Regions from separate parts of the Homo sapiens genome. Here region 2 is linked to region 1. The links are chromatin loops, found by intact Hi-C in ENCODE. Cell type or tissue: Caco-2. All regions are shown on one strand. Links, peaks and the distances in the headings refer to the core of each region. The heading gives the core; the rest is flanking DNA.

Evidence for each region. Hi-C counts contacts between places; a loop is a spot of excess contacts. Peaks named below come from ENCODE experiments on the same cell type or tissue, not always from the same donor. Only the 100,000 strongest peaks of a DNase experiment are listed, where the experiment ranks them.
Region 2: it touches region 1 in a loop (4-fold over the local background); 5 of 110 quality-filtered maps call a loop at or near these places.

The regions. Positions count from the first base shown.
Region 1 is chr12:22,435,741-22,448,817 of GRCh38, reverse strand. It overlaps C2CD5 (C2 calcium dependent domain containing 5), which reads left to right. Exons shown (of 27, transcript NM_001286176.2): 27 at 1-235. Among named protein-coding and RNA genes, the nearest start is that of C2CD5, 100 kb to the left of the region's middle. RefSeq lists enhancers at 10,940-11,547, 11,548-12,155. In Caco-2, for the core only: a CTCF peak has its summit at 5,231; a DNase peak (open chromatin) is centred at 5,237.
Region 2 is chr12:22,185,958-22,199,034 of GRCh38, reverse strand. ST8SIA1 (ST8 alpha-N-acetyl-neuraminide alpha-2,8-sialyltransferase 1) reads left to right here. Exons shown (of 5, transcript NM_003034.4): 5 at 1-5,644. It also overlaps the pseudogene RNU1-149P. Among named protein-coding and RNA genes, the nearest start is that of ST8SIA1, 140 kb to the left of the region's middle. RefSeq lists an enhancer at 10,307-10,476. In Caco-2, for the core only: no CTCF peak of the experiment used is centred there; a DNase peak (open chromatin) is centred at 7,854.

The DNA.
Region 1 (13,077 bases), core at 3,920-6,419:
GTTGAATGTATACATAGAAAGACTTTTTCTGTCGACGCCAAATGCCCGTTGTAAATGAACCTTAAATATTACATTCCTCCTTTGCACAATAATATTTCTTTATAACACTTATGATTTTTTCCCCCAGGACAACAAACTGCCCTTAAGAGTCATTTCCTTGTTATCACAGGTGTCAATATTTTTCTGTATTTTGTTTATAATTTTATTTTTTAAATAAAAAGTGTATAAAAATAAACTGGAATATTCCTAAATCTCTTTTTTACCTCCATCATATACTACTGTCAGTTTTCTGAATCACTTTCTATCTGATCATCTCCATTCATTTCTTCAGTCAACAAACATCTATTGAGCACCTATTAAATGTAAGGCCTTGGCCTTAATTTTGGAAGGGGTGTGTGTTTGTAATTTTGGCTCTTTCATTGTTTCAGGGTAGGTAGGTATTCATTCAACAACTGTTTATTGAATGCCTGCTAGATGGCAGGGCACAGTTTTAGGCAGTGAACGAAACACACAAAAGTTCTCCCTCATAGAGCTTACAGTCAGTGTCTGCATAGGTAAATAATTTGTAAGATGTGGTAATGTAGTATTTTAATAATTGCTAATATTTATTGAATGCTTACTATGGGCAGCCAGTCTAATAAAGATGTTTTTGTATTAAGTCTTTTAATCCTTATGGAAACCTTATTGTTAAGCACCAGTTTATAGTTGAGGAAGCTGAATTGAGAGTTTATGTGATTTGCCCCAAAGACACAGTAAATAGTGGAGTCAAGATTCAAGCACAGGCAATTTGGCTCTAAAACCTACACTAGTAAGTGAGAAAATGTGAGTGTAGCTTGGAATAGAGGTACTTCCCAAAGGAGACAATGTTTTAGCTCAGTCAGGAAAAGTAGTTCACTGGAATTGGGTATTCCCAGTTTATTCATCCATGCATCCATTCGTCCAGCCGTTTGTCCATCCAGCAGCTGTTACGTGATTGCATAGTGTGCTCCAGAGTCTTTCTAGGCAAAGGAATAATAACAGCCATTGCTAATTGGCTGTTTTGTGCCATGTCCTGTGTACATAACGATATTGCTAATAATTCATAAAACAAGCCAGGTGGGATTATCTCTATTTTAGTATGAACAATTGTATACTCATGGTGAGACCCAGACTGATTTCTGTCAAAGCTGGAGTTTCCTTAACCACCCAAACTTGCTGCCTATTTACTCACATGGGACTGTTTGCTCCTGTGGGCTACCTTTGAAGCACAATCATCTGGACCAAGATTGGTTCCTTCCAGAAAGGCTAATGTTAACCTACACCCCAAGAGCTGCTGCTCTTTCACTATGCGTACATTACCCCTGAAACATGAGCATCTGGAATGGACATGCTGGGACTTACTCTTGGAAATAGGCCAGTTTACAGCATTTACAGCAGGCTTAACATGCCCTTCATCTTTCATCACTGCTTCTAGGGGCAACGACTCAATTTAAACGAACTCACTGTCGCACTTCCTCCACCTCCTTCTCTCCCATGATGCATTGTCATCTGGCTTTTATCACCTGTTCTGCCCTTGAATTTGAACATGCCAAAGATATAAGTATTGGATTGCAGTCTTGCAGTATTATTTGGTGAGTTTTTTTTTAATGCATACAGCTTTTTCATAAGTGCATAAATGGGATTATATAAACAATGTTTAGAGTAGTTTTCTTTTTTACCCTTTTGCCTGGTTTGCTCTTCTTCCCTATCACATCCCTTCCAATCCATGTTAATAACCTAGTGTGTGTCCTTACATATTTTGAAAAATCTGTTAGATATAATTTAAATTCAACAAAATTCATCTATTTTAAGTGTATAGTTTGAGGTTGGCAAATATATTCCATCATGTAGCCAAGATATGGAACGTTTCCATCACCAATAAAGTTCCCTGGTGTCCCTCTGCAGTCAGTCTACTCCCCCTTCCATGTCAGTGGGATCTTGTGCTCAGCAACTTTCATTTGGCATAATGCTTTTTGAGATGCGTCTATGCATGGACAACATTTTTGGCCAGTAGGAATAATAGAGCTATTTTGCATTTGAGTTTGCACTTTTTTTGTGAAAATGAAAATTTCTGTCCTATGGGGTTGACTTTTTCTTGTTAATATTTAATCTGCTGTGTGTGACAATTTCCCCCCTATTTTGTTGTCTATCTTTACAGTAACTTTTCACAATATCTATACTTTTTGTTATGGACAGTGTGACCATCTTTCCTTTTTTTTAGCTTCTTAGTTAAATTGACCTCTATTCTCTCTTTGATTTTTTTTTTGGTGTGGGGGGGCTGTCCTTAAGCTTCATCAATTTTCATACATCTTGAATTGCTCTTTTGTTAGTATGTCTCCATCAGTAAAAATTTACTATTTCTTATTTCCATAAATGTTGTTACTACTTAGCCGGTTTAGCTTGAATCGGAAGTCTGGGAGATCAAAACCTATCCTCTTCCCAATACGCCACCTAATCTCATGGCACCAGTGCATAAAGACGTGGAAGCATAAAAATGTGTGTTGTGTGGAAGCAACACATTTATTTACAAACCTTTTTTTTCTTTTTCCCTCAGAGGAGGGTCATTTTCAGAGTACTTTTGGTAATCCGATCTAAGCTTTGGACCTTTTTGTCCCCCAAAATAAGCATATACATGAACTTTTGCATACTACTTCAGGAGGTTTATTGAAACCACTTATTTGACCCCAGGCTGAATAAGGAACCACGCTGAAGAAAATGTTAGGAATGGTTGGATAAATAGTATCCTAGGAAGCTTGGCTTCTTTCTAATAGAAAAGTCAAGGCACTATAAAGACTCTCAATCTCTCTCTCTCTCTACATATATATATATAATTAAATATAAATATATTTATAATATAAATCAATATATTATTTATATATAATATAAATAGTTAATAGATTAATTATTAATATATATTATATATATTATATATATAATATATAATATATATTTAATATATATAACATTTAATATATATAACATATTTCTATATAATTAGATATATTTATATATAAATTATATATTAATATACCTATATTGATATCTGAATTTATATAAAGTAGATATATAATTATATATAATTTTTTGACTTTTTTTAATAGCCAAAGATTGCAGATATTAATCTTGTACAACAGTTGTTTTAAATTATATATACATTGTGGAATGACTAGATTGAGCTAATTAGCATATGCATTACCTCACTTTTTTCTTTTGTGGTGGGACCACTGAGAATCTACTTCTCTTAGCAATTTTCAAGAACACAATACATTATTAACTGTAGTCACCATGTTGTACAATAGACTCCTTGAACTTATTCCTCCTATTTAATTGAAGTTTTGTATCCTTTGACCAACATCTCCTAAGGCCTCACCTCTGGCAACCACCATTTTACTATCTACTTCTATGAGTTCAACTTTTTTAGATTTCACATATACTATGTAAGATCATGTGGTATTTGTCATTCTTGCCTGGCTTATTTTACTTAACATTGTGTCTTCCAGGTTCATTCATGTTGTTGAAAATGGCAGAATTTCCTTCTTTTTAAAGACTGAAGAGCATCCCATTGTGTATAGATACCATATTTTCTCTATCCACTTATCTGTTTGTGGACACTTAGGTTGATTTCATAACTTGGCTATTGTGAAAAACGCTGTAATGAACATGAGAGTGCAGATACCTCTTTGACATACTGATTTCATATCCCTTGGAAACATGCAGAGTAGTGGGATTGCTGGATCGTATGGTAGTACTATTTTCAATTTTTTGGGAAGCCTCCAGACTCTTTTCCATAATGGCTGTACTAATTTATATTCTTATCAACAGCGTGCAAGGTTCCCTTTTCTCCACGTACTCTCCAACAAAGACTATATTTTTACATATAAAAAATAAAAACATAAAAATGGTTCCTCTGCTTTTTGAAAGTAAGACTGTTGTTGTCTATAAAAATCCTTTTAAATATTTGTTCATTGGAGTTTTTTTTAAAGACTATATTTTTAAATATTAACAAACCTCAAAATGTCTATGGTAAGCAGAATAATGGGCCTTCAAAGATGTCCCCAACTTAATCCCCTGTGAATATATTACCTGACATGTTAAAAACTTTGCAAATGTGATCAAGGTCAAGGCTTGAGATGGATAAATTATCCTGGTTTATCTGGGAGGGTCCTAGAATCTAACCACATGAATCCTTTAAAATGGAAACAGAGGATATAAGAGGTCAGAGAGACTCTATGTGAGTAGGACTTGACTCAACACTGCTGACTTTGAGGCAGGGGAAGAAATGTGGGCTGGGCGCGGTGGCTAACGTCTGTAATCCCAGCACTTCGGGAGGCCGAGGCGGGCGGATCAACTTGAGGTCAGAAGTTCGAGACCAGCCTGGCCAGCATGGTGAAACCCCGTCTCCACTAAAAATACAAAAATTAGCCGGGCATGGTGGTAGGCGCCTGTAATCCCAGCTATTTGGGAGGCTGAGGCATGAGAATGGCTGAGGCAGAAGTTGCAGTGAACCGAGATTGTGCCACTGCACTCCAGCCTGGGCGATAGAGGGAGACTCAGTCTCAAAATTAAAATAAAATAAGATAAAAAATAAAAAATAAAAATGTGTGTGACCTCTAGACTCTGGGAATAACTCTCAGCCGACAACAGCCAGAAACCATCTCAGTTCCACAATACAAGAAACTGAATTATGCCAGAAATTCAAATGAACAAGGAAGTGTGTTCTCCCCTAGGGTTTCCAGAAAGGAACAGTCCCGCCAATGACTTGATTTTAGCCTGGTGAGACCCATGTCAGTTCTGACCTACTGAACTGTAAGGTAATAAGTTTGTGTTGTTGAAACCACTAAGGTTGCGGTAGCAACAGAAAACGAATACAAATTCCTATACAAGTTCAACTATAGAGATACATAAAGTATAAAATTACCGTACAGCTGTGCTATTTGTGATAATAACATCTAATAGAAAATGCTTCACAAATTCAAGATACACGCACTGTCATCTCTCTTATTTTTCCTAACAATTTTGTGTATACCCATATGAATAATTAGCGGAAGTCCAGACTCTCCTGCCTGTAAGCGCTTCTCTACTTCTGGAATCGTCCAACAACTCCAGGGCTCAATGAAGTCCCCAAAGGGTTAACGGCTTCCACATCCAAGCGGCTACAGTGCAGGAATCTTCTCGGTTCACTGTTGTGTCTGCTTCTTATAATCACACGGTGGCGCTGTTGGAATGAGTTCCACACAGAACAGGGAAGTAGCTCCTCTCCCCAGGTGATGATGCGGTACTAACCAAGACTCCTGCACAGGCTTCCAGGGGTCTTTAGGCCATGCCTAATTCAGCCAAGAAAGTCTGCTCAGGTTCAGTTCCCAGTGCTCAACCCTCTAGTTCTCATTCACAGCTGACTCCCAGTGGACCAGGAAGCCCCAGGGGCTCCTTATCATAACTGGTTCTGGGGTCTGTCACTTCATAGCGATATCCTCAAGTGCTTCCCACGGACCTTTCCCTTATTCCCCAAAGGGAATCATGCCAGGAAATTCCAAAGTATTCGTACATATCCTTCTAAAGGGAGTTTAGCAATGTCAGGATGATTTTCTGGTAATAGAGGACTTGCTGATACCTCTCATTACAGTTAATCTTTTAGAGCATAATTCAACTTTTAAAAGGATCTTTATATGGCAAAATGTATTATTTTTTCATGTTTATTTATTTTTATTTTTATTATTTTATTTTTCCATAAGTTATTGGGGTGCATGTGGTGTTTGGTTACATGAGTAAGTTCTTTAGTGGTGATTTGTGAGATTTTGGTGCACCTATCACCTGAGCAGTATACACTGCACCATATCTGTAGTCTTTTATCCCTCCCCCTCCTTCCACTCTTCCCCCCAAGTCTCCAAAGTCCATTGTATCATTCTTATGCCTTTGTGTCTCATAGCTTAGCTCCCACATATCAGTGAGAACATATGATGTTTGGGTTTCCAATCCTGAGTTACTTCACTTAGAATAATAGTGTCCAATCTCATCCAGGTCACTGCAAGTGCTGTTAATTCATTCCTCTTTATGGCTGAGTAGTATTCCATCATATATATATATATATTATGGATATATATATATATTATGGATATATATATATATATCACAGTTTATCCACTAGATTGATGGGCATTTGGGTTGGTTCTACGATTTTGCAATTGTGAATTGTGCTGCTATAAACATGCGTGTGCAAGTATCTTTTTCAAATAATGACTTCTTTTCCTCTGGGTAGATACCCAGTAGTAAGATTGCTGGATCAAATGGTAGTTCTACATTTAGTTCATTAAGGAATCTCCACACTGTTTTCCATAGTGGCTGTACTAGTTTACAGTCCCACCAGCAGTGTAGAAGTGTTCCCTGATCACCACATCCATGCCAACATCTACTGTTTTTTGATTTTTGATTATGGCCATTTCCCTGGGAGTAAGGTGATATCGCATTGTGGTTTTGATTTGCAATTCCCTGATCATGAGTGAAGTTGAGCATTTTTTCATATGTTTGTTGGCCATTTGTATATTTTTTCTTACTGATTTGTTTGAGTTTGTTGTAGATTCTGGATGTTAGTCCTTTGTCAGATGTATAGATTGTGAAGACTTTCTCCCACTCTGTGGATTGTCTGTTTACTCTGCTGACTGTTCCTTTTGCCATGGAAAAGCTCTTTAATTAGGTCCTAGCTATTTATCTTTGTTTTTATTGCATTTGCTTTTGGGTTTTTGGTCATGAAATCCTTGCCTAAGCCAACGTCTAGAAGGGTTTTTCCAATGTTGTCTTCTAGAATTTTTAGTTTCAGGTCTTAGGTTTAAGTCCTTAATCCATCTTAAGTTGATTTTTGTATGAGGTGAGAGATGAGGATGCAGTTTAATTCTCCTACATGTGGCTAGCCAATTATCCCAGCACCATTTGCTGAAAAGAGTGTCCTTTCCCCACTTTATGGTTTTGTTTGCTTTGTCGAAGATCAGTTGGCTGGAAGTATTTGGGTTTATTTCTGGTTCTCTACTCAGTTCCATTGGTCTATGTGCCTATATTTTTTACCAGCACCACACTCTTTTAGTGACTATGGTCTTATAGTATAGTTTGAAATCAGGTAGTGTGATGCCTCCAGACTTGTTCTTTTTGCTTAGTCTTGCTTTGGCTATGCAGGCTCTTTTTTGGTTCCATATGAATTTTAGAATTATTTTTTCTAACTCTGTGAAGAATGATGGTGGTATTTTGATGGGGATTGTGTTTAATTTGTGGATTACTTTGGCAGAATGGTCATTTTTACAATATTGATTCTACCCATCCATGAGCATGGGATGCGTTTCCATTTGTTTGTATTGTCTGTGATTTCTTTCAGCAATATTTTGTAGTTTTTCTTGTAGAGGTCTTTCGACTCCTTTGTTAAGTATATTCCTAAGTATTTTATTTTATTTGCGGCTACTGTAAAGGGGGTTGAGTTCTTGATTTGATTCTCCGCTTGGTTGCTGTTGCTGTGTAGAAGAGCTATTGATTTGCGTGCATTAATCTTGTATCTGGGAATTTTGTTGAATGCTTTTATCAGTTCTAGGAGCTTTCTGGAAGAGTTCCTGGGGTTTTCAAGGTAAACGATCATATCATCAGCAAATGGGGACAGTTTGACTTTCCTCTTTACTGATTTGGATGCCCTTTATTTCTTTCTCTTGTCTGATTTCTCTGGCTAGGACTTCCAATACTATGTTGAAGAGGAGTGGTGAGAGTGGGCATCCTTGTCTCATTCCTGTTCTCAGAGGGAGTGCTTTCAATTTTTCCCCATTCAGTATTATGTTGGCTGTGGGTTTGTCATAGATGGATTTTATTACATTAAGGTATGTCCCTTGTATGTTGATTTTGCTGAGAATTTTAATCATAAAGCATGCTGGATTTTGTCTAATGCTTTTTCTGTATCTACTGAGACGATCATGTGATTTTTGTTTTTACTTCTGTTTAGGTGGTGTATCGTATTTGTTGACTTGTGTATGTTAAACCGTCCCTGCATCTCTGGTATGAAACCCAGTTGATCATGGTGGATTATCTTTTTGATATGTTGTTGGATTTGGTTAGCTAGTATTTTATTAAGGATTTTAGCATCTAACTTCATCAAGGATATCTGTCTGTAGTTTTCTTTCGTGGTTGTGTCCTTTCCTGGTTTTGGTATTAGGGTGATGCTGGCTTCATAGAATGAATTAGGGAGGGTTCCTTCTTTATCTTGTGGAATAGTGTCAAAAGGATTGGTACCAATTCTTCTTTGAATGTCTGGTAGAATTCTTCTGTGAATCCATCTGGTCCTGAACATTTTTTTGTTGGTAATTTTAAAATCACTGTTTCAGTCTCACTGCTTGTTATTGGTCTGCTCAGGGTATCTAATTCTTCCTGATTTAAGCTAGGAGAGTTGTATTTTTCTGGGAATTTATCCATCTCGTCTAGGTTTTCTAGTTTATGTGCGTAAAGTTGTTCATAGTAGCCCTGAATGATCTTTTGTATTTCAGTGGTGTCAGTTGTAATATCTCCTGCTTCATTTCTTAGTGAGGTTATTTGAATTTTCTCTCCTTTTCTTGGTTAATCTTACTAATGGTCTATCAATTTTATTTATCTTTTCAAAGAACCAGCTTTTTGCTTCATTTATTGTTTGTATTTTTTTGTTTGTTTCAGTTTCACTTGGTTCTGCTCTGATCTTGGTTATTTCCTTTATTCTGCTGGGTTTGGGTTTGGTTTTGTTCTTGTTTCTCTAGTCCCTTGAGGTGTGACCTTAGATTGTCTGTTTGTGCCCTTTCAGACTTTTTGATATAGTTGTTTAGGGCTATGAACCTCTTATCATTGCCTTAACTGTATCCCAGAGGTTTTTGATAGGTTGTGTCATTCTTGTCATTCAGTTTGAATAATTTTTTAATTTCAATCTTGATTTTGTTTTTGACCCAATGCTCATTCAGGAGCAGGTTATTTAATTCCCATGTATTTGCGTGGTTTTGAAGGTTCCTTTTGGAGTTGATTTCCAGTTTTATTCCACTGTGGTCTAAGAGAGTGCTTGATATAATTTCAATTTTTTTAAATTTATTGAGGCTCATTTTATGGCCTATCATAGGGTCTGTCTTGGAGAAAGTTCCATGTGCTGTTGAATAGAATGTGTGTTCTGAGGTTGTTGGATGAAATGTTCTGTATATTTCTGTTAAATCCATTTGTTCCATGGTATAGTTTAAATCCATTGTTTCTTTGTTGACTTTCTGACTTGATGACCTGTCTAATGCTGCCAGTGAAGTATTGAAGTCCCCCACTATTATTTTATTGCTATCTATCTCATTTCTTAGGTCTGTTAGTAATTGTTTCATAAATTTGGGATCTCAGGTGTTCGATGCATATATGTTTAGGATTGTGATATTTTCCTGTTGGACAAGGCCTTTTATCAATATATAATGTTTCTCTGTGTCTCTTTTAACCGCTGTTGCTTTAAAGTTTGTTTTATCTGATATAAGAATAGCTACCACTGCTCACTTTTGGTGTCCATTTGCATGAAATGCCTTTTTCCACCCCTTTATTTTAAGTTTATGTGAGTCCTTATCTGTTAGGTGAGTTTTTTGAAGGCAGCAGATGGTTGGTGAGCTCTTATCCATTCTGTGGCTCTCTATTTTTTAAGTGGGGCACTTAGGCATTTACATTCAACGTTAATATTGAAATGTTAGGTACCATTGCACTGATCATGCTCTTTGTTGCCTATGTACTTTGTTTTGTTTTTTGTTTTTGCTTTTTTAACTTATATTTTTGTTTTATAGGTCCTGTGTGACTTATGCTTTAAAGAGGTCCTGTTTTGATGTGTTTCTAGGATTTGTTTCAGGATTTAGAGCTCCTTTTAGCAATTCTTACAGTGGTTGCTTGGTAATGGCAAATTCTCTCAGCATTTGTTTATCTGAAAATGACTGTATCTTTCCTTCATATCATGCTTAGTTTCACTGGATACAAAGTTTTTGGCTGATAATTGTTTCGTTTGAGTAGGCTGAAGATAGGGCCTCAATTCCTTCTAGCTTGTAGGGTTTCTGCTGAGAAATCTGCTGTTAATCTGATGGGTTTTCCTTCATAGGTTACCTGGTGCTTCTGTCTCACAGCTCTTAAGATTCTTTCCTTCATCTTAACTTTGTATAACCTGAGGACAATGTGCCTGGGTGAAGATCTTTTTGCGGTGAATTTCCCAGGTGTTCTTTGTGCTTCTTGTATTTGCATGTCTAGGTCTCTAGCAAGGCTGGGGAAGTTTTCCTTGATTATTCCCCCAAATATTGTTTTCCAAGCTTCTAGAATTGTCTTCTTCCTCAGGAACACCGATTATTCTTAGGTTTTGTCATTTAACACAATCCCAGATTTCTTGGAGGCTTTGTTCATATTTTCTAATTCTTTTTTCTTTGTCTTTGTAGAAGTGGGTTAATTTGAAGACCTTGTCTTCGAGCTCTGAATTTTTTTCTTCCACTTGTTCAGTTCTATTGCTGAGACTTTCCAGAGCATTTTGCATTCCTGAAGTGTATCCAAAGTTTCCTGAATTTTTGATTTTTTGTTTAAGTTATCTATTTCCTTGGATATTTCTCCCTTCTCTTCTTGTATCATTTTTTGGATTTCGTTGCATTGGCCTTTGCCTTTCTCTGGCCCCTCCCTGATTAGCTCAATAACTAACCTCCTGAATTCTTTTCAAGATAAATAAGAGATTTCGTCTTGGTTTGGATCTATTGCTGGTGAACTAGTGTGATTTTTGAGGGGGTATTGATGAGCCTTGTTTTGTCATATTACCAGGGTTGGTTTTCTGGCTCCTTCTCATTTGAGTAGGTTCTGTCAGAGTCTAGGGCTGAAAGATGTTGTTTGGATTTTTTTGTCCCATGGAGTGTTCTGTTGGTGTAGTACTCTCCCACTTTTCCTGTGGTTGTGGCTCCCTGTGAGCTGAACTGCAGTGATCGTTGTCTCTCTTCTGGGTCTAGGCATTCAGAGAGTCTACCCAGCTCTGGGCTGGTACTAGGGGTTGTCTGCACAGAGTCCTGTGATGCGAACCATCTATGAGTTTCTCAGCCATGGATACCAGTGCCTGTTCCAGTGGAGGTGGCAGAGGGTGCAATGTACTTTGTGGGGGCCCTTAGCTTTGGTGGTTTAATGCTCTATTTTTGTGCTGGTTGGCCTCCTGCCAGGAGGTGGCACTTTCCAGAAAGCATCAACTGTAGTAGTGTGGAGAGGGGCCAGTGATGGGTGGGGCCCAAGAACTCCCAAAATTATATGCCCTTTGTCTTCCACTACCAGGGTGGGTAGGGAAGGACCAGCAGGTGGGGGTGGGGCTAGGTGTGTCTGGGCTCAGACTCTCCTTGGACGGGTCTTGCTGTGGCTGCTGTGGGGCATGGGGTGAGATTCCCAGATCACTGGAGTTGTGTACCTAGGAGGATTATGGCTGCTTCTGTTGAGTCATGCAGGTTGTCAGGGAAGTGGGAGAAAGCCGGCAGTCACAGACCTCACCCAGCTCTCACACAAACCAAAGGGCCAGTCTCACTCCCACCGTGCCTACCACAACAGTCCGAGTCTGTTTCCAGGTGCAGGGCGAGACAGGCTTGAAAACTTGCCCGAGGCTTTCTGTCTCCTAGCCGCGAAAGAAAAGAGCTTTAGTTCTTCCCCTGCCTGTGAAGTCTGCAAGCCAGATTTGTACCCTCCCCCAAGTTCTGACTAGGAGGTTTCTCACCTCGTTCAAATTGTTACAAAGTTCAGCCAGGGAATTCCTTCTCCCTGTGGAGTTTTACCCTCTGCTCTTCTGGCCACCCTCCTGATGGATCCCTGCGGTGCCAGGCAGGAATGGGCAGCTTGGGGACCCACTGAGCCCCCAGGGCCTTTCTGCTGCTTTCTCTACCCCTGTATTTTGTTTGGCTCGGCTCTCTAACTTGACTCAGCTCCAGGTAAAGTTGGAAACTTCTCCCACAAACAGACCTTCAGCTTCTCCAGTGGGGGTGTGTGTTCAGAAGAGGAGGGTCTCCCTTTCCAACTTCCACAGTTGGGGCACTCACAGTATTTAGGGTGTCTCCCAGGTCCCGCAGGAGCCGTTCGCTTCCTTCAGAGGGTCTGTGGCTCCTCTCAGGATTGCTGGTTTGTTCTTACAGCCAATCTGGAGCTAAAATTCACAGTGCAAGCATCTGTATGTTGCTCTCTCCGGAGCTGCAATCTAGTCCAGCCTCCCATCTGCCATGATCCCTACAGGCTAAAATTTATTAATCTTTTAAGTATTTAACTTTGTATGACTGTTGGCTTCTGTTTTAACAAATTCTTCCTTGCCACAAAGTCAAAATTTATTGGAGTATATTGAGGTCTAGTTATATGCGAAAAATTTTACCTGTTTTGTGTGTGGAATTCCATAAATTTTGAAAAGCACTTGTAGTTGTGTAACCATCATTGTAAACAAGATCTAGAACATTTCCATCACCCGAAAAAGTTTCTTCCTGCCCCTATGTAATGAATCCCCTCTACCAGCACCCAAACCCTGAAACTGCTGATCTGTTTTTTGTTCCCAAGTTTACCTTTGCAAGAATGTTATATAAATGGAATAATTCAGAATGTTTCCTTTTGAGTCCAGCTTCTCTCACTTAGCATGATATATTTGAGATTCGTCTGTATTGTTCCATGTATTAACACTTCATTCCCCCCTTTATTTCTGAGTAGTGTTCTATCATATGGATGCAACACAATATGTTTATCCATTCACCAACTGGTGTCCACTGGGTTGTTTCTAGTATTTGGAGATTATTAATAAAACCCTACAAACTTTCATGTACAGGTCTTCTTGTGAGCATAAGTTTCCATTTCTTTTGGATCAATACCTAAGGGAAGGATTGCTTATCATATGTGTCAAATGATAAGTATATGTTTAATGATATGAAATTGCCAAACTGCTTTCCAAAGTAGCTGTACCATTTTGCATTCCCACTCACAATGTATGAGGGTTCTTTTTGCGTTGCATCCTCACCAGTGCTTGGTATTCTCAGTTTGGTTTTAGCTACTCTAGTAGGTGTATCTCACTGTGATTTAAATTTACATTTT
Region 2 (13,077 bases), core at 6,346-8,845, 250 kb after region 1:
GTTCTGAAAGGCAAAACAGAAATGGCCAGTGCTGGTGATGTTTGATTAGACCAGCTCTTCTCAGCTGGGGTGATTCATTATCCCTCTCTGGTGACATTTGGCAATGTCTGGAGACCAGAGACATTTTTTATTTTCATGACTCAAGGGTGCTAATAGCATGTACTTAGTAGAGGTTAGGGATCCTGCTAAAGATCTTACAATGCACAAGTCAGCCTCTCACAGCAAAATAATTATCCAGGCTGAGATGTCAGTAGTATCAAGGTTGACATCTCAGACCTGGATTAGACCTGGATTAGACCAAAATGAAATTTTGATTGTTCCACCTTGTCTTCACTTAAAGATAGATATACATGCTCACAGCATTCAAAATATGACTACAATTTAATGAAAATATTTTCTTATGGTAGATTACAACTCACTAGATACACCATACATATGCCTTTTGGACATAATTGGTTAGATAGGAGTGTGTGTGTGTGTGTGTGTGTGTGTGTGTGTGTGTGTGTGTGTGTAGCATGAAGTTAGGCATCTCTATCCTTAACTGTGCTATGTGTTCCTAAGTAAGGACCTCGCTAGAATCATCCTGTAGAGTGCTCTGGAATACTCTATTATTAAGATCTTCAATTCTAAGCTCCCATTATCTTTCTTTGTTTATCTGAAATTAAGACCTTCAGAATTAGGCCTGGTACTTTTCCAGATTTGATCAGTTACATTTTGATATAACTGACTCTTAAAATTCAGCTTAGAAGACATTCAATAAGAAAATCTTTAATCACTTTTGGTGATGCACCTGCCAAGAGGGGGCATCACTTTGTACCATCAGACTAATTAAAAAAATTGTTGTGTAGTCATAAAAATTAGGCTGATCCATAGGGGCAAAAGGAAGGGTGAAGAGACTAAAAACTAGTACCCTGATAGAATTTTAGTTTTTATTAGCCTCGATTTGAGAACTGCATTGATTCCAAAGATCATGAAGGTAGGTGAAGGATTAAGTCATTCCATAATTAAGAAAAGTAATGTTTATATGAAAGATTTTTATATGGACAATGACTCACAGACACATATGCTTTGTATAGAGGATTTTGCCAAAAGTTTATACAAAATTGCACATCTAAACTGCATAATTCTCATACAAGAAGTTAAGGAAGTGCTCACTGGATTTTGCTTCTGTATAGTTCACTTTTATCTGTCTTCACAAGGGTAGGAAGTAAATGATCTCAAATGGCACATGTTCAGACAATACTGTGTTTGGCTTTGTGATGTCTCATGTCTTTCTCTTGGCTAAAAAAAATTGTTTAGGCTATATATAACTTGTACCTGAAGCAATCTGGACAACATGGCTTAAAATGGAAAATAACTGAAAAAATCCTGGGATTTTAAATTTGCCAAAAATACCCTTGGATTAGTCAAAGGCTTTACAAGAGTGTTATAGATGATCCAAAATGGAAACAATATTGATAACATTTCTTTTCGTCAGCAGCTACATATTCCAGTTTTATAACTTTATTATATACATTTTTTGATTATTAATAGAAAGTCAGCCATCCAGAGTTTTAACTTCTGTGGTTGAAATATTGACTTTGTGAAATTTTTCACTGACAAATACTTGTTAGGAGGGACCTAAGGGGGAGGGGAATGTTACCAGTCCACTGAAAACTTTAGGAAATGTTCATTGTGTTGTGTAAATACTTTCCCACCAGCACCAGGTAATATATTCTCTATGTTTGTAGAATTCCAAAGATCAAAAGCTGTAAGGACGTTTATGTGAACTTGACGCAAACTTGTGGAGGAATAAGGACTGAGAGTAATGTTGTGCTTTTTCTTTATCTTCCCGTCGTATAGGTCGACTCTCAGGTTATATGACTTTTATTGGGCACACGTCAGGGGTGGAAGTGGTAGAAGTGGGTTAACAATTTCAAGGCCTGGCAACCTAGGTCAAAACCTCTAATAAAGTCAGCAGTAAACATAACTAGCAACTTCATTCCACTATGTGCTAGGAGGAGGGTGAGGCAAGTTGAAAGGAGATGACCCTATCCCCACACTCTCAGGATGTAAAAGGGCAGAGTGCTCTCTACCCTTAACCTTGGCTTTTTAGCACCGTCAGTCTCTGTCCTCTCCCAGGAGAGCTGCCTTGGCTCCAGAGTTGAGCTAGTAGCATTGTGACTAGAGAGGTAGTGTGGAAATTCGCTGAGGACCTCAAAATTTTACACTGCCTTAAACTGTTTTGTTTTTGCTTAAACTCGTGCTGTCTAAATGTGGGTGTTTTGTGGCAGAGTCTGATCACCCCGACCTAGTTATAGCCCTGCCAGTGATTCTAAAGTGGAACTTTTCCCCCTCATTCATATGGATAGTCTGAGTCCTTGAAGCTAGGGAGATATCAAATATTCTACCAGTTCCTACATAGCTTCTTTAAAAGTCCTAGAGACTAACTCACAGGAAGTCTGAAGCCCAGAGCGTCTGTTTATAAACTCCTAAATATGAGGCCACAATATTTAGGTTGAGCACTAGAAAATTTCTATTTTGCAAGTGGAAGGAGACTTGAATCTATAATTGCTGTAGCTTTTTTTCCCTTCTATCATAAGAAAATGGATACCATCTGCTTTACCCTCAGCCCAGACTTGTCTTTTGAATTTTTTACATACATCTTAGGGGTGAGAGATTGAAACAAGTGCATGAATGAAAAGCTTATTGAAACATAACACAGCCCCTGCTCACCATTTCAGTAAGGGAAAATACATGTTTCTGTTTCCCTCTAATTTGTTTTCTCTGGTGCCAACATTTCTGATTTCTTCTGTCTCTAATACATAAGGAATAAATACCATATTTTAAATTGACTTACATGCCTGCGAGCATTTGCCAGATAATCAAAGCCTATGACTCTAACTTTTTAAAGCACAGAAGAGGAATTATATTTTATGGTCACTCCTCTGTGTTTCTATTGATCTCTATATTGTGCTAAAATTCTTTCAGGTAATTTTTTTCTTGTTGAAGCTGTGGGATATAATCAATGATGCCAAGCTGTCTGAGAATTTTATAGAATAATATCCAAATATATTGATCCTGCCTCTTTCTGCTTCTATGTAATTAAACTTTCTTTTGATGTTTATTTTTAAAATGTATGCTTCACACAACACCAATAAACATCTAAGAGATGTGATATAATCCAAGGCAAAGAAAAGTAAGAATCAGTTAATGTCTATTTTATCTGCACAGCATTACGAACAGAAAATTGTAATAAAAAAAGGTTTAACCAAACTGAAAAAAAGAGAGACAAAATCTTGGTTTTAATTTGAAAAGATGATTGGGAGTGATCTCAGAAGAGAGTTCAGCAGGAAGCAAGGAAGAGGCTGTTGACCTTGAGTGCAGCCTCAAGAATGGAACCTTTTTGAAATATTTTAAAGGAAATATCTTGTCATCCAGCTGTTATGGTTAATAATGAATAGTTTTCTCTGGGTGAAGCTTATCCATTGCACACCTGATGTGCTGGCCCCTGCGATTTCCCCAAATGTTGGAATGTTGCCTGCATAATTTGTGGTAATGGGGGACTGTGTTCCTGCTTTTACCTGGTTACAAAAAACAAAACAAAACAAAACAAAACAACAAACAGAAAAAAAAAGAGAGAAAAGATGCTAGAGGAAGCAGTGTGACAGACAGATCATGAGATGCTGACGGAGAGAACAGAGTGGTACCTGTTTACCCACTTGGACCATGACAGTATCAAGGCTCCACCCCTTGCTGTCCCTTCCCAAGAGGTGCTCTCCTGGGAGTTTGATCACAGTGAAACAACACTCCCGTTTTCTTTTTCCTTTCTTTCTTTCTTTCTTTTTTTTTTTTTTTTTTTTTTTTGTTGAGACAGAGTTTTTTGCTCTTGTTGCCCAGGCTGGAGTGCAATGGCGTGATCTCGGCTCACCGCAACCTCCGCCTCCCAGGTTCAAGCGATTCTCGTGCCTCAGCCTCTGGAGTAGCTGGGATTACAGGCATGCGCCACCACACCCGGCTAATTTTGTACTTTTAGTAGAGATGGGGTTTCTCCATATTGGTCAGGCTGGTCCCGAACTCCTGACCTCAGGTGATCTGCCCGCCTCAGCCTCCCAAAGTGCTGGGATTACAGGCATAAGCCACCGAGCCCAGCCCCACACTCCTGTTTTCATAGCCCTTTTTTGTCTGTACTTTGGTACATATTCCCCAAATAAGATTATTATTTACATCTGTCATGATGAGGCAGTGATAGCAGCAAGTGTCACTTTGACCCTCACCCTTGGAAAGTGGGCTATGCATAGCTAGAGTTAGAACAGGAGGTTCTAATCCTGCTTCCACAATTACTTCAGTAACAGGCTTTTGTATCCATGATTACTTAAGCTGACTTAGATGCATTTTCTACCCTGTATTCTAGTGTACACAACACAAACACACATAAGCCCTTTACCTGTGGAGAAGAGGGAGATGGTTGATTCAGTGGGAGTGGGGAGTGGCAGAGGGTGCCTTAACTTTTTCTGGCTTGACCCCTACTTCCTTATGTGTTTCCTTCATATACCTCTGTCACTTTAGAGATGTAATCATGTCTGTTCCAAGTTGTATCGTTATTATCAAGAAGTCCTATAAATGTAGCAAATGTGACTATTTTATAGAAATGCACAATAGTTTATAGGCCTTGGAGAAGTCTGATAATAGTATGTAAATATCCTTCATTGAAGTCATAGAACCTTCTAGTAGGAAGCTCCATAGGTGATAACTGCAAGAGGATTAATGTTTGTTTCTCCAGTAAACACCGGAAGCAAGGAATCAATCTGTCACTGTTTATCATTCAGTCTTGAGCACCGTTGGGTGTTGATAGGTTACTATAGACACTCCCCTTATAATTAATATACAGGACTCACAATTTAGGATGTCTGATGGCCACTAGGGTACATCATAGAGACACTAGAGAGAAGAGAACAAATATAGCTCCATCAAAAAGCCTGCTTAATCTTTAACAAGTCTGAAATATTACTAAAATTCCAGTTACCGTGCAGCATAGTCAGTCTAAAAAGCACTGGGGAAAAAGGTGTCTTTTTGGTCTCTTTAATTCTATTATGGCACATTTTAATATTATTCCACATGTGTGCAAACTATTTCTCAAGAGCAAAGTTTGAGGCTGGAGTTAAGAAAATAGAAAAATTAAAACATTATTTTTTCTCATATAATATAATCTGACTACTAGTTCATGGATATAATAATTCTGGGAAAAATTTTAGATTAAACTATAAAATTGAAATCACCTTTGAAGAGTATATGGAATTGCTTCTTTCTATTAAAGCCAACCTACATTGGCAAAAAGTGTGGAGAAAATCAGTGTGCTCAATTCTTTTTGTAGAGTTTCATCTAAAATGTTGCAGGTAAAAAAGAAAACTTTAATTGGTACTTTCTACGGTGTGATTAGAAAAATTAGTATCTATCTCTGTTGGTTCTGCTGACTTGCTTCTTTCCACCGAATCTAAATGCAATGTCATAGGAGGAGGTTTGCTGTAAAAACATGTCTTTTTCTTTGGTGTATTCATTGTAATTATGGCTGGCAGTGAGAAGGTTCGGTAAGTCTCAATTTCTCTACCTCCTTTACTTGGAGAAAATTTGTAAATGTACCCTGTGAATAAAATGATTTTTTATAGCTTGTGAAGTCTTTTCATTTTCCAGAATTAAATGGGTGACGCTCTTTCATCTTCTATTCCTGCTTTGTTTTGTATCCATATCAGCTACACTGATATTTTTTTCTTACAGATGAAAAGTCATGAGACTTAGTGAGGAAATCATTTTAGAAATCCTGAATTATAATTGCTAGAATATAAGAACACTATTGGTACTTCTTATGTGGATGAAAGGACTATCTATAGGGCAAACTAGAAAGAAAACTGAGCATTTATTTAATATGATTAATGTAGATAAGCCTAGTTTTTCCAGTGATAAAACTTCTCCTTTTCGTCAATATCAGTATGTGTGTCCAAGAGATACTTTAATACATTCCTAACAAGATGCAATACATTTAGATTCCCCTTCTGCACATATGGGTGACTTTCAAAACCCAAGTGTGCCTTTTAGTCTGAATTATTTAGACAATTGCTTCAAACTCCCATTCCCCTTGGGCGCTGTTGGCCCAGTTCTGCCAAACTCTTCCTCAGAGGGAGTGACATCAGGAAAAGTGACCTTGATTCATCCTTTGTTATACATTTCTCCTCAGAAATTGATCAAGGTACTCTGTACAGATCTCCTTATTAATTCTCTGACTTCATTCTCACACGACATAGCTTTTTGGGCTACAGCTATTTTAAGAAAGGACATTCTATTACCTAATGGAAAATCTACATGGTGTTTAGCTGAATCACTTGGAAACAAATGCAATACTCTAGTATAAATGTGGGTTACCCTAACCTATTCTCAGACGATATAAGGAAAACAGACTTAACTTGTTTTCACCAACTATCATTAAGTCCCCAAATCTAGATTTGACAGAGTCCTGCTCTTCTACTTTGTTTCAATTTGAGCATTCAAAAACAGATATTAAGACTTCAAAGGCATTAATTACTGAAGAATTCCCCCTAAACCTAAAAGGAGGATAATTATAAATCATAGACTATATTTTTACTTGAAAACTTATTATTTTGGATATACGGTTAGATTCCTGATGATATGAACAATTATAGATGTAGGAGGATTGACTTCATTTATAATTTATATTATTCCATTTTATGAGCTTTTAGAAGTATATGAAAACAAGTTCTTTGTTTCATTTATATACATAGAGTAAAAGTTATTTCTTTCCTTCTCAATAGTCATGAATTCTGGGCCAGAATTAAAAAGTCAGCCTCAATACTTGGGAACTTTTTCATGGTAAACAGTGCAATCAAATGTTAGGTTAAAAGGCAATCAAGAATTTGTGAGTCTCAAGATAGATGCCAATTGAGATTCCAACCTTTGCATATGGAGGCAAGGGAGACAGTAGGAATAAGGTACAAGTGTTCATTGGGTGGGACCACTATAATCCATTTCCTACCAGGCAGATTACTGATCTCTACAAAGAGAATGCTTTTCTACCAAGGGTTTAACATTAGCCTTTGCTATTGTTGGTTGGGCACTTGGCAGTGGTGGAAGCCAGATTATCATTAGTCTTTGATATTAATTCCATGCATAACCTCCATGCCTGTTACCAAAACCACTTTGTATAGAAGTCCATTGAGAAAGTAGTGGAGTAATTGAGAAAAGAGACCAGCTGTTACCCACTCAACACATTGTTTAGTCTGGGCCTCTTATAAAGGTTATGACTGCAGTAGTGAGGTTAATTTCTGGAGTGGTTATCAATGTGTTCTATCCTGGAGCACATAACAATTTATTCTAACTGAACTAGACATGTATTCCAGATTTGCCTTTCCTGTCCTCAATGCTTCTGCCAGCATGGCTATCTATGAACTTACAGAGTGACTCATTTACCGTATTGACATCATGTACAACATATAATATCCTTTTGACCAAGGGACACACACTTTATGGCTAAAGAAATGTAGCAAGGAACTAATTCTCATGGAACTAGCTTGTATTAGTATTACTCTTTACCATACCATATAGAACATACATTATCAACAGGAGAGATACTGCCCCCTAAAGAGGAAAAAATTGGTTTTAGGGAGTGTGATCTGAGAGACCAAGTTAGACCAAGTTAGATGCCTTTTTATCAATCAGGACAGGCCTAAAGATTAAGGAAACAAAGTTAACCTATGGGTGGAGGATTCAGGGTCTGGCTGGCATGACACGTTTCTAAATTCCTACAAGAAAAACCACACTCTCACCAACCTCCTTAACAATAAGAGCTTTCAGGCAAGTTGTCCTAACTCTGATTTACAACCCAGACCACTGCAACTCTGATTGGACAGGGGATCAGCCTTATCAACATTCTCTTCTGATAAACTACTGAAGACCTTAGGCCAGTTTCAGCAGCTTATAAAGGCTACACACAAACTCTTTGCATCCTATACTTCAACTTCTGATGTAAAGAGCCAAATTCCACCTCATTTTAATGCTAAAACTCAGCCCAAAAGTGAACATGGCTGTATGTTATGTGGATGTTTGCCCATTGGGCATGCACTCTGCTCCCCTCATAGATATGTATAGCTTTCCCTTCAAACCTGCTGAATATTTATGACTGTACAAACCTTGCCAGGCATATAACCCAACCTGTCTTTCCCCTCTACAAAAACAGAGCACCTTTGGTCTATGCTGGAGACATTCTTTTCCTGGCTTGAAAACCAATTATTGCTAATAAAACTCTCCTTTCTACTATCTAGCCATCCGGGTATCTTTTGAATGACAGAGGTAAAAAAGAAAATTAGATACTATAGTGGTTAGGAAAAAATATCTTAAACGTTTATTTAGGGGATAATTAGAAAAAGTTTGAGGAACACTGATCTAGAAGTGTCTGCCTTACACAAAGTTGGCATGGCCTAATAAAGACTCATTTTGAGGACCATCTGAGAGACAATGTTGGGAGTATGGGGTACCATCTTATAGGATGTGGTATATGTTTTGCACAGTGACTAGTTTCTCCCATTATATGTTTGGGCTGTATTAAGAATATCTGGATCTGGGAACCAAGGGATGGAAGTAGAAGTTGCTCCACAAGTTGTGATGCATTGTGCTTTTGTCAGTTTTTAAATCAGAATATTATCTAATTATCTTGTGATTTTTCTTTAAATCACCTGTCACTTAGTATATTTTAAATTTCCAAATATATGGAAGATTTCCTAGTATCTTTTTGTTATCTCTTTGTCATTTAATTCTGGCACGACCAGAGAATATACTATGTGTGATTTTATTTTCTAAAATTTATTAAGAATTATTTTATGGCGCAGGTTCCATGAGTACTTTAAAGGAACATCCATTCTGCAGTTGTTGGCAATAGTGTACTGAAAGCATTTATTAGGTCAAGTAGAGATGATCCTTGAACAATGTAAAGGTTAGGGGTGCCGACCCCAATGCATTTGAAAATCTGCATGTATCTTTTGATTCCCCCAAAATTTAACTACTGATAGCCTACTGTTGACCAGAGACCTTACCAACAACATAAACAGTTGATTAACAAATATTTTGCATGATATATATATAAATAATATGCTGTATTCTTACAATAAAGTAAGCTAGAGAATAGGAAATGTTATTAAGAAAATTATAAAAAAGAGAAAACATATTTACTATTCATTAAGTGGATTGTCATAAAGGTCTTCCTCCTCATCACCTTAATGTTGGGTAGAATGAGGAGGACAAGGAAAAGGAAGGATTAATCTTGCTGTTTCCAGGTTGCAAAGATGGAAGAAAATCCTCATATAAGTGGATCTGTGCTGTTCAAACTTTTGTTGTTCAAGGGTCAACTGTACACTCTTACTGATATATTTTATCTATTCTATCAACTATAGAAAAAATGTATATTAAAGTCTCTAAGTATGATGTGCCAATTTCTCCTTTTAGTTCCATACATTTTAGCTTTATTGAATTTACTTTGAAATTTATTATAAGTTTCATTCATTGAGGAGTCTGACTTCCAGACCAAAGTCCTATCTGTAATTCTTCCTGTCTGACCACAGGCAATCATAAGGCTTTGTCTGGCAGGCCTAATGGAGAGAAGCTGCTCTCCTGTATTATTTTGTTCTTGAATCGCTATAAAGAAATATCTGAGGCTGGGTCATTTATTAAGAAAAGAAGTTTAATTGGCTCGTCGTTCTGCAAACTGTACAAGCAGGGCACCAACATCTGCTTGGCTTCTGGTGAAGGCCTCAGGAAGCTTATAATCATGTTGAAAGGCAAAGCACAAAGCAGGAGCAAGCCCATCACATGGCAAGAGTGGGAGCAGGGTGGGAGGTACCACACACTTTTAAACAACCAGATGTGGTGTGAACTTGGAGTGAGAACTCACTTATTACCAAGGGGACAGTGCTAAATAATTCATGTGAGTTTTGCCCCCATCAAACAATCACCACCCACCAGGCCCCACCTCCAAAATTGGGAGTTACATTTCAACATGAGATCTGGAGGTGACAAACATCCAAACCATATCACCTCCTCACACCTTGGTGCATAGCCAATTATCAGTTTTCTAGAATGAGTTGCAGTCAAGGACTTAGGACTCTTAGGAGAGCCATGTTCATATGCATATTGGCATTCCTAACCCAGCACCTTCATGTAGAGGCCTTTTTATCAGGGGCCTTTGTGGAGACACTTTTCCACTTTGACTCAGTATCTCTCCACTGCTAGAAGACCTGCCCTCTCTTCTTCCCCCTGGCCCATAGGTCCATAAAGAGAGAAAGAGCCTTTTGTTTAGGATTCCTTGGCATTGAGACAATTCTCCCATCGACACTGCATTCAGTTAACTCTCGGCCAGTAGCGTTCCATGGGGAAAAACTACACCCTAGGAAACTGGTGCCTCCTCCTTGCAGTGTCATAGTAAGTAAATAAAGGCTTGATTGTTGCTTTCAGTTGGCTTATTGTCCTAATTGACCAACACCTGATTGCTTGAAATACACATTGAAGACTGTGATATTTTCTTTATGAAGTGACCCTTTTATTCTTAACTTTTATAACAATATAAGTATTACAATATGAATAAGTATCAAAATAATTACATAAATTTTTCTTTTTTCTTTTTTTGTAATACCCTGTTTTGAAATCTACATCGACATTAATGAAAACTTACAAAATTTTTTACGGTTGATATTTACCTGGTATATCTTTTTCTATCCTTTTACTTTCAGCTTATTGTAGTTATTATATCTTTGCAATGTGCCTCTCGTAAACAACATACTTAGGTCTCATTTTGCTTTTTTATCTATTTCAACAATCTTTGCCCTTTAACTGAGGCATTTATCACTATTATATTTAATGCAGTTGTTGATATCGATGGGTTTAAGTCTATCATCTTATTATAGTCATGTGTCACTTAACGGTGGGATACATTCTGAGAAATGAGTTATGTGATTTCATCATTGTGCAAGCATCATAGCGTGTACTTATGCAAACCTAGATGCTATAGCTGACTACACACCTGTGCTATAATGGTATAGCCGATTGCTCCTTGGCTACAAACCTACGCAGAATGATACTGTATTAAATACTGTAGGCAATGGGAAGATAATGGTAAGTATTTGTGTATCTACACATAGAAAAGATACAGTAAATATATGGTATAAAAGGTTAAAAAATGGTATATCTATATAGGGCATTTACCATGTGAAACTTACAGGACCAGAAGTTGCTCTGGGTGCATCAATAAGTGAATGTGAAGGCCTAGGACATTACTGTCCACTGCTGTAGACTTTACAAACAATGTACACTTAGGCTGTACTAAATTTACAATTTTATGGGACCAATGTCATATATGCAGTTCATCATTGATAGAAATATTGTTGTATGGTGCAGAACTTTGTTTTTTATTGGTTTTCTCTGTTCTTTTTGCCTTTCATGCTGCTTTCTTGCCTTTTTTAGATTAATCATTTTTTTACTATACTTTTATCTGTTGCTCTAGGGATTATAATATGCATCTTCAATCACAGTATAACTTGAATTAATATTATACTACTTCACAAATAAGAAGGTTATATTAGTATGACACATTACTCTGTCTCCCGATCCTTTTTCCTATTGCCATGTGTATTACTACTGTATATTTGATTAATTCCATAATACAACATTGTTGTTTTTTGTTTTAAAAACATAGATGCCTTTCAAAGAAATTAGAATATGAAAATACACTTTTGTTTATATACCCCTTTATGTACAGATCTATTGCTTTTAATCCTTTCTGTAGAAATGATACCATTTCTCAACAGCCTAAGAATTTCCTTTAGCTTTTCTTGTAGTGCTAGTAACAAGTTCTCTCTGCTTTCATTCTTTTCCTTTTTTTTTTTTTTTTTTTTTTTTTTTTTTTTTTTTTTGAGACAGGGTTTCCCTATGTTGTCTAGGCTGGTCTCAAACTCCTGGGTGCAAGTGATCCTCCCACCTTAGCCTCCCATATTGCATGGATTACAGGCATGAGCTCCCACACCTGGCCTCTCTCAGCTTTTATTTACCTGAAAATGTCTATAGTTCACTTTCATTTTTGAAGTATATTTTTATTGGCTATAGAATTCTAGCTTGACAGATTTTCTTTCAGCTTTTTAAATGTATCATCCCATTGTTTTCCAGTTTACCATGTTTCTGAAGATTTTGCTAGAATTATCACCATTGAATTACAGGTGATGTTTGCTTTTCCTTTCACCCTCTAACTTCTTTTAAGGATTTTTCCCCCCAGCAGACTAGAGCCCCTGCTTTATTGAAGTAAATACAAAATAGTTAAAGCATGGTCTTTTTCAGATGAACTCACTGTAGCCACCAATAATGTCATTTTGTCTCTTTCTCTTTTCTTTGGGTAGAAGGGAAAGAGTTCTGAAATGCTCAATGAGCCAACTAATGCTGCTGATGTATTCAATTAGATTTGAAGTAAGGACAAAACACCAGAAACATAAAACCTATGATTCTTTGCAAATTCATAGAGATTCAAAGGAAAAGAAACACCGCCATTTGCTTTTGAACAAAACCAAGGGTTATTTCAGAGATGATCTGATCAAAACCTTCTACATTACAGATGAGTCAATTTCAAATCACAGAGGCACAAGTGACTTCTGAAGTACAGTAGCCAGATTCATATTTTAAAAAGAAAACGTTTAGTTTTGCAGATGAAAAATGTGTGCATAGATAATTTAATAAAAGAAAATTTATAAATCATTAGAGGAAATTGCTTTACTATTATTATTCCTAGTTTATTAATAATTTTTTTGTAGTACTGAACTATACAGATTGAGGCCCTGTATTTTAGGGTGCTTTTTTTCATTTAGGTTTCAGCACTTTGATAAAGATTTAACAATAGCGTCCGCAGTTCCAGGTATCACTAGAATGTGCAAAACCATGTAATTCCTTTGTGTGTGTGGGTGGGCGGGGGGAGGTGATACCCTATTTTTTAGAGCCGTTTTAGGTTCACAAAAAAATTGAGGAGAAAGTACAGAGATTTCCCAAATACTCTCTGTCCCC